2 separate regions of the Homo sapiens genome follow, and region 1 is linked to region 2. A link is a contact called in ENCODE Hi-C or POLR2A ChIA-PET data. All regions are on one chromosome and are shown on one strand. The core of a region is the stretch at or near the end of the contact, and the rest is flanking DNA. Distances in the headings are between cores, read along the strand shown. Region 1 overlaps IGF1R (insulin like growth factor 1 receptor). Region 2 overlaps IGF1R (insulin like growth factor 1 receptor).

What was found. Hi-C counts contacts between places; a loop is a spot of excess contacts on that map. ChIA-PET counts read pairs that join two places held with the same protein, here RNA polymerase II (POLR2A). Pooled maps may share reads with other maps.
Region 1: a map of stomach shows a loop between it and region 2 (2.1-fold over the local background). The contact joins two enhancer-like sites. A Hi-C loop is called at or near these places in 1 of 168 maps with a recorded cell type or tissue (stomach) and 2 of 50 pooled maps. POLR2A ChIA-PET finds 5 or more read pairs at or near these places in 8 of 52 experiments (A673, AG04450, HEK293T and 5 more).

Annotation. Positions count from the first base shown.
Region 1 is chr15:98,873,353-98,877,791 of GRCh38, reverse strand. All of the region lies in intron 2 of IGF1R (insulin like growth factor 1 receptor), which reads right to left. Among named protein-coding and RNA genes, the nearest start is that of MIR4714, 91 kb to the right of the region's middle. Within about 2 kb of position 2,816, at least 13 of the 41 ENCODE cell types and tissues checked have a DNase peak (open chromatin) inside an H3K27ac peak, as active enhancers do; they include A673 and PC-9, where a contact is called at or near this core.
Region 2 is chr15:98,798,827-98,803,492 of GRCh38, reverse strand. All of the region lies in intron 2 of IGF1R (insulin like growth factor 1 receptor), which reads right to left. Among named protein-coding and RNA genes, the nearest start is that of MIR4714, 17 kb to the right of the region's middle. RefSeq lists an enhancer at 3,353-4,048. Within about 2 kb of position 2,957, at least 22 of the 41 ENCODE cell types and tissues checked have a DNase peak (open chromatin) inside an H3K27ac peak, as active enhancers do; they include A673 and PC-9, where a contact is called at or near this core.

The DNA of each region.
Region 1 (4,439 bases), core at 1,567-4,066, 74 kb before region 2:
ACGAGGTACCTAGGGAGGTAGATTTTTTTGCACTACCTGTGGAACTTAGATTTTTACCTGCACACCTGTACAGGCAAATCACAGTGAAGCCTCTTCACAGGTGCTGAGTAAATTGAACAAGAACAGCTCCTCCAACGCTACCTCCTTAGGAGGATACACACCTATTCAGTGACCTCACAATTTTGCACAATCACTTGTGAAAGTCTCTTTTTAAAAATGCTTCTAGAGGCCACAGCACATTCTTTGACAGAACCTCAAGAGTAGCAAATTTTTTGGGGAAAAAAAAAAAAAAAAAAAAAAAAGGCTGCTAGTGCCATTTTTCTTTCTTTCCCAATGCCAGAAGCAGAAACAGGTATCTCATTTCAATTCTGTGGCTGTTGGTGAGGCTGGATTATCTTTTTCACACATCTCTTGGCCATCTGCATTACCTGTGGCGTTAACTTCTCTTCGTGTCCTGGGTCCATTTTCTTCCTTGGATCTTAAGTTTGTATTATATATTTAAATTTGAGCTCTTAAAGAAGTACATGCTTTTTAAACACAGCATTGTGCCTTTAACACTTTTGTTTTAGATGGCTTTGTGATAAAATGCCTTTATGTGTAAGTCAGTCTCTCTCTCTCCCTCTGGGTCCCTCTCCCTGTCATAATTAAAGCTGCCAAGAAGCATGGACAGCAACAGCTACAGATCAGTAACCTTGAAACTTGTTTATTTCTTATCTTTCCAGCTTCTCTGGTCACCTCTCCTTTGATCTGGTTACTTTCTGATGGCACACTTTTGGACTTGTAAACATTTATTATAGAGTATACATTATGCTTAAATGCTACACTACTCTTTTCCATCATCAAATCTGATTGCTGGCCCTATCTCCTGAAGTTAAAGTACCTTTTACATTGTGCAGAAATCACAAAAGATCAACTAGACTTTCAAAGTAAACTCTTATCCAGGATGGAGAGCAGAACAGAGTATCCCAGATAATCATACATTCTCGTTAACAGAATTACCACATAAGCCTCATGAGAACCAGTTTTTTGGGGGAACTGTACCAAAGAACACTCCCACCTTCAAAAATACATGGAACTTATATTTAATCTATCTGATGATTCAAAAGTGCCTCGGAAAAAAACATACAAATGTAAAACTATCATCTTTGGAATGTTCTCGCAAAGATTACTACTAAAAACAAAAACAAAACACTTGCCATTCCCACAGAATTCTGTTGGCTCATATTTTATTTTGCTAGTTTTTATTTTTGTGGGTGGTAGAGCTGGTGGTAGTGGGGCTGTGCACTTGATACAAGTATACCAGCCTTGCCAGAATGCATTAGAAGTGCTAAAACCCCATCTTGGCAGTACAAATCCAATCATATTGGCAACTCTCATTTCCTCAATTTCAACTAGGGAAAAAATCTGACCCCACACTTTATAAAACGTGGATGAAGGATTTCAAAGTTCAAGACTCTCTCTCTCTTTTTTTTTTTTTAACTCTTAATAGTTTTCTTTTTTTGTAGATGATAGGTAAAATTGGGTTCAAATGAAGAACACAGGCATCCCATGAGTAAAATCCTAGTTGAAGAGTGAATTTCACCTGTAAATGCCCAATGGAGATGGCCTTCCAGCAACCTTCTGCTTTTTCCAATTAATTAGGAAACATCTGGGAGTAAATTCTTATTTGATCCCCAAACCATTAAATATCTACTATTATTTCCTGGTTTTAGGTATTCGGTTCATTCCAGACTATCATGCAAATTGTAAAGTGAATTATTTTGCTGCTGGCCCACCCAACATCACTTACAGTTTTAGGAAAGCTGGAACATGAAGCCAATTATGACAAAGCCTACTGTTACTAAAAAGTAGCGTGGAAAATTCAAGGGCTTTCCCTTCAGACGTGATGCGTATGAGGCCTGTCATCCATCCTATGCCCCGGCAAACTATCTGACCACTCTGGGCCAAACTGAAGGAGGTCACGCTTAGAGAGTCCTAGCACCGTGCTCCCAGATCCAGTGGGCTTCTCCTCTCTTCCTGCTGGGGAAGCCTTCACCCCAACCCCACAGCCTCATCTTTTAATTGCCTCCCAAACATTAGCTGATTTTCAGGGATCAAAGGAATTTGCTTTGAAAGATGAAGGAACTTAACACTTAGAATAACTATAAAATCAAAACAAGCAGGGCAGCTCTACAGTGGAAAGCACACGTGATCTTTCATTCCATCCTTGGTCTGAACACTAAAGCCATTCTCAAAAAAAAAAAAAGTTCATACACATAACTGCCCATGCATCCACATGCTTTGCAGACACGAGAATGTGTGAAGTTTACTTGCTCAATGAAGGGATCAGTAGACAGCAACTTGTACAACACATGACTGTACTTCCCAAATTAACTTCTTAACCCTTTCCCTGAACACCGTAAAAACCCAAACTGGCCAAGTCACCTAAAAAAAAAAAAAAAAGAAAAGAAAAGAAAAGAAAGAAAGAAACTAAAAGGAATCTCAAGCATAAATCTCTTCTTCAAAAATCTTATCCAACATTCTGGACTTGAATAATCTGAAAACAAAGATCTGAAAATGTTTCATTTTTTTTTTTGGCCTTCTTCAAAGAAATAAGCTTTGTAGGAACTTTGAGATTCATGTCAAAACAACTGCTGTCTCCCGAAATCCCGGAGCATCCTCGTCCCGGAGCCGAGGACCTGGGCAGGCCAGAGGGCAGAAGCTGCAGGCTGCAAACTGGTGTGCAACATCCCTGAGGATGTGTTTGTGTTTTACTCACAGAGAACAAGTACTGGCAAGTGACAAAAAAAGAACATGTTTTGCAAACAATCAGTGTGACCTGAAACCCAGGGTAAAGGCTGAAGTCAGCATTTGTTCACTGCAGCACGAGCCAGGCTCTGCAATGCTTGTTAAATGGAGTGCTCTGGAGAAGAGAACGGCTTCTCAGTTTCCCCCAATCACCCAGAGGACCTGGGAAGGGAGGGGAAAAGGAGGGCCGACTCCCCACCCCCAAGCTAGGCTGTATCAGTTTGTTCTGCTTCACTGCAGAGCTGGAGCCAGGGAGCATCTTTGAAATTAGATGAATGCCCAATGGAAGGGGTCTTCGAATTCTGGAGCTGAAAGCAACTCAAGATCACGACATCCAGTCAAATGTCTTCACTTGGCAGATAAAGTGAAGACCAGAGAACCAAAGCTATGAAAGCCACACCACTCACAAGAGTTGGGTTAAACACCCAGGTCCCCAGCCTCTGAGCCCACGGCTCTTGTCACATCACGATGTCCCCAGCTCCCCTACTTCACCGAAAAGATCTCTCAATCTTTAAAGCATATGACCCCTTTTGACAAACAACCCGCAAATTTTCTTTAATACTGTTGGAAATGTTGAAATGGACTGCCCTCCTCCAATTTCCAATTCTGAAACTGCCTATTGAAAACGTTTTTCTCCCAACTGCACTTGCTTCCCACCCTGCCAAACAGACTTCTGCTAGTCTAAGTAAAGCCTCTGAAGTGCTTTTCCCCAACTGCACTCTCCTTACTCCTATCTAAATAAACAGCACCCGAACTTCTCCTTAAGTCCACTTTTTTCTTCTGCTTCACAGATGGGAAGACTTGCTCTTCCTAAATTACCATTCTCACCCCATGCAAGAGCTCTGCCGGGCCACCAAAGATACATTTTGGACCTGTTACTTCCATCCTCCTGCCCGCCCTGTCCACATCACATGCCCATAACTCCTCCCTCCCTCAACCCCCATCCTTTGAAATTTCTAAACCCCCGGCAGAGGAAGCGCCGCAGGGCTCTTAATAAGCTCAGTCATGCTCGAAATATCTGTTTCACCCACGAGGTGTGGTAGGCAGCAGTTCTGACCGGAGCATACATTTAGGGAAAAGATTATCTACTTCCAAGACTCAGTATTTGGAATTCCTAAAAATGCCACTTATTCATTTTCATTAACATACCTGTGAACTTGCAACAATTTTGAGGGTTGAAAGGATACCATCTGTAATAGCCAGCATCCACCTACACACATGGTAACTGCAGCAGGTTAAGAAATCGCCCTTTCTGTTGGTGTGACCACAGAAAGATATTGCATATTGCAACTCTCTTTGCCCTGGAACTTGCAAAACTTACAGGAAATCTTCCACCACCTACATAGAAAATCCACTGCCAGAAAAATGAAGTGTAAACACTTTATATTAAATTAGCCAGAGGCTTAAAGAAATCACATCCCAATCCGATATTTTCAAATTCTGGCTCACTTTCAAGTTTTATGGTGCACACAGGAGCAGAGGCACAGCGGACACATGACTGCCCTCTGCAGAATGTTTTGTTTTTTCGATGAAGAGAAATAATCTACAAATTAGTATACAACTCAAGCTACCTAGAGAAAGCAGCCAGCGATCTTGCTTCCTTTATGTGGGGTTTCTTGTCCATATCTTTACACTGGACTAGGATGGCCATC
Region 2 (4,666 bases), core at 1,708-4,207:
TATTCACTAAGTGTAGCCTAAGTGTACAGTATTTATCCAGGCCTTCACAATTACTCACCACTGACTCACTGACTCACCCAGAGCAACTTCTGGTCCTGCAAGCCTGACTCCTAGTAAGTGCCCTATACAGGTGTACCATTTTTTTATCTTTTACACTATATTTTTTACTGCACCTTATCTATGCTTAGATTCAGAAATACTTACCACTGTGTTACCATTGCCTACAGCGTTCAGAACAGCAACATGCTCCACGGGTTTGCAGCCTACGAGCAACAGGCTATACCATGGACCCTAGGTGTGTAGTAGGCTGTATCAACTAAGTTTGTGAAAGTACGCTGTATGATGCTGGCATAATGATAAAATCCAATTACCTAACAATGCATTTCTCAGAACATATCCCTGTCATTAAGCAACATATGACTGTCTATTACTGAGATCTGTACATTTTTAATTACCTTCATGTTACTGAATCCAGCTTTAAAAAAACAGCAGGAAACCATTTTTTCACTGTGTTTCAAGTCAGCTACAATTTAAATATCATTAGTTCGGTGTCAACCTAAAATGGAAACAATTACCAGTAGAACATTACATATTACGTTTACTTTTCATTTTTGGTAGCACAATTCCTATCTAGGAAAACATAATAAGTTTCCTGTAGGAAAAGTAAGATAAAGGAATTAAGAATTCTTAGGGGTCTCACTCACTTAAGACCGCTAATATATGAGAAAAAATATCTTGTGCTTTGAGAAGTAAGCTTCAATTACCTGGGAAATCAACTCAAGCAAAAAACTCTTTCAATGATGCTAGACAAATAAAATGCACAGGTAGATGTTTGCACGTCCACAGAAATTGCAGCCACAATCAGATGCATTCTTCAGATGTGAATTCGTGCATACAAGCAACCCCTGTCTTTCGCAGAGTTAAGTTCAAATCCTGTACACACTTTGTTCCACAAAATTGCTGTTGGCTTGCATCTCTTTTGTCACCTTTCTCCATCCTTAAGTCCTCCAAGGTTCTCTCAGGGCCAAGACTGTAGGGTTCAATGACCTTCCCTGGTCAGCTGTAAAACTAGGGCTAGCACCTTCAGAATCCGCCAGCCACACCCTGCTCCAGCTCACCACCATGAGTTTTCTCTCATCAGCCTCCAAAGTCCAAGCCATCGCTACATCTCAGAGATGACGTACAACATGTGCCTTTATTTTATACTCTCAAGATGCTGGATATAGTAGTTATTATCCAGAAAGAATGACTTCACAATCAGGATCCGAGACTGGCTATAAACAGTGATCGAATCCTCAACTCATTCCCTCTCGCACCTACAGGAAGGTATTAACAACTGATCCTCCCTTTCATTTTTAGAGTAACAAACCCAGCTTGTACTACCCATGCCTACAACAGCCCAGATGTGGCACTCAAGGTTGAAAAGGGGCCACAACTTGGTAACGGGACACACATGACCCCATGCAGGAGAACAGCCAGGGCCATGAGGAAAGGGACTTTGGTGCACAATGGCAGGTACCTATGCCCTTGCTGGGACATGGGGCATCAGGGTCATTACCAGATGGGTTTACAAAACACCAAAACACGGACAGCAAAAGTAAGATGCTCAGTCCATTGGCTTGCAGTGTTTCAGAGTCCCTGCTTGCTGCTAGCCACGGGGATGGGGGCTGGGAGTCATCCTGTTTAAAAGCTGCAGTGAAAACCCAGTGTGGTCGTCTCTGTTCTCAATGTCTACCTTGGAAGAGGGAGTTCTTAACCTCTGTGGCAGAGCAACCTGAAAACAGAATTATACTCCATACACATAGCTACAATGCCTCATGCAGAATGCTCTTCCCAAAACCGTGCTCAAGGATACAAACCCAGGCTGTCCAATTTGGGGAAATCATTGTTTGAGGGTGGCACAGACAAGCAGTCGGCTTGGGGTTTGCTCCCTGTGCACAGCTCGATCATCAAGGAAAGGCCTCTTCCGGGCCTCAAAGCTCCCTTTGTGAGGAATGAGGCCCACTGTCGAGGCTCACACAGGCAGCTGTAACCAGGCTGCCCCTCTCTCTGGGTGTTTGTTTTGATAGAGGTTCATTTATGCCAGAGACAATGCCCGCTCTCTTTGTTCTGCCCCCAGCAGGAAGCAGTGCAGGGAGGGGGACCAGCATTGTCACACAGCTTCCAATTCAGGTTTTGGTGGCCACAACAATGGGGCCTCAAGGGCCACAAATAAAGAGCCGCTCACGGGGAGCAGGGCAGAGAGACTGGCACATGTGGACCCCAGCACACCCCAGGTAGAAGTCACCTCCTAACAAGTGCTCAGGCTCACTATCAAGGGCTTTGAGGGCTCTGAGGTTGGGGAGAGGGAGGCCACCTCCTCTTCTCTTAAGTGGTGCTGGGAGGGAGAAGTAAGCAAGGTCCCCGGGGATGACAAAGCCTTCCTACCTCTCCTACCATTTATCCCAACTAAAGGAGCAAACACTCAAAAAAGCAAGCAAAAAGAATGCACACACATGCTTCGTGTTCTAACTTACCAACAGTTGCACAAGGAAGAAAAAAAGTCTAATCTGAATTGCCAAAAATGAACAATATCCTTTAAAATGAAGCCTGGGCTAGATGGCTGCAAGTGAATGAAATGTATTACCCAACTGCTGCTGTAACACAAGCCCTCTCCTCCCCCTTCTGGGCCTCATTCATAAAAAGCCTGCTTCGCCCCAGCAGCTGCAGGAACTGGGACTGGATTTGTGTTTTGTGCCGGTGTTTTCCAAGACAGAGGGAAACAATTGAAACAGACAATCGCTCAGATACCAACACCAAGTTCGCCTCCCCTTGAGAAGTTTGCTGCAGTCTCCTGGTCTAATCCAAATAGGTGGAGGGAGGGCTGGGAGGGCATCCTGCAGAGCTGTTCAGTGGCGGTTCTAACGCTAACACCCAGCGTGTTATTAAAGGAATTCCCATCTGCTGAGTCACACTCCGTATCTTTCACTCCCTGACATTTTATTTTTTTTTAATCAAAGGTTGTTCTTTGTTGGTAAAACGGGGGTTGCCAAGTTAATTAAAGATTGCCAAATTGGGGTAGAGATAGCAACACAACTCCCAAAGAGGTAATTTTTTCATTGTCCACTTTTAAATGGATATTACCATCTACAGACTTTATGCAGCCTGCTAGAAATCTTATGAGATAAGGAACAACTTCAATTCTTAATATATTTTTCTAATTTATGAATAAACCAACAACCAACATGCTTCATCCAGGCAGGATGAAGCACTGTCTCCCTCGCCCACACCCTTTTCCACAGCTGCCCTCCCAGCCCAGCATCTTTTATCACCTAGAAGGGCCAAGGAGGCTGGTTTGTGCAACTCAACAAGCTCTGTAAAACACCAAGTCCCTAGAAATCTCAGAAATCACCATGAGAAACGAGAGGCTACCAAACTTTTTAGACTCAGCAGCCTTCTTCAAAGCAGGGCCCAAATACAAGAGCATGTTCTAATTTACCAGGAATGGTTTTAATACAAGAATTACATAAGAACAGAGTGCAGGAAAGGAAGGGAGAAATAAAACCATTCTTGTTGCCCTAATACCAGAGCAGTCTTCCGGTGAATTGATACATAAATTCTCTCCAGAGACAAGATAATCCAAGCTATTAACTGTTCCCCTCTCAACTCTTGCAAAACACAAGGCTTCGAAACCTTGAAGGGGGGCAGGTGGAGGGGAAAGCCTGCTATATATTTCTAGAAAATACCAAATTTAACACCACGATCCCAGCCTGCTCATCACTGCTGGGGATCAGCCATTCTGGGAAGGTAACAGCAGCCCTCAGCACTCCCCTCCGCTAAGTAAACACTCCTTTCTACCACACTCGGTCCCCCATGCCGGCCGCCTCCCACCTCTGCCTGTGGACTGACAGCCGAGGAAACAAGAAAACAAGCTGGAGATACCAAATGAATCTTGCGAAATACATGGTCTGTGATTAAATCACAATAACTCTAACCTCCTCAAAGGCAAACATATCAAGATAGCAAGCTGAGAGCAAAATAAGCAAGTCTTAACAGAAATTATGCCAAGCTTTATAAAGGGATTACCCACACCTCCTAGAGGCTGTGCAGCCTGGAATCCAGGGTGGTTTGGGTTTTTTTTTTTTTAAACTTACTGCAGCCCTTCTAGCTATCCAATGAAAGCTCTTACAAAGAAACCTTCAGGTCTGCAGTTCTCTGTGGGTTTTCTATGAATATGAACGTACTTTACGGGTGGAGAAAACATATCCATGATCATGTTTGAGGGGCTCACGAAAGGGGGAGGCACATGAATTATACCATGAATACAGATATAATGAATACAGATTTAGTGAGATTTTAATACCTCAATATTCTCTGGTCCCACTCTTAAACATCGCCCTTCAACCATCAAAACATCTTAAATCCTGGGGTAGGGGCATAGTTACCCAAAGTTGTGGTACCTTCCCTAAAGAAAACTGAAATACATACCAGGACACACATAATTCTGTCAAGTTTGTCCCTAACTGTGTGATCTTGGACAAGTTAGCTAACCTCTCTGTGCCTCAGTTTCTTCATTTATAACATGGCTCTAATAGCAGAACGAACCCTTGAGAGGCTGTTGCAACAGCTGGTACACAGTAAGTGCTCAATAAATATTCGTTGCTGTTATTAACATTGTCCCTATGCC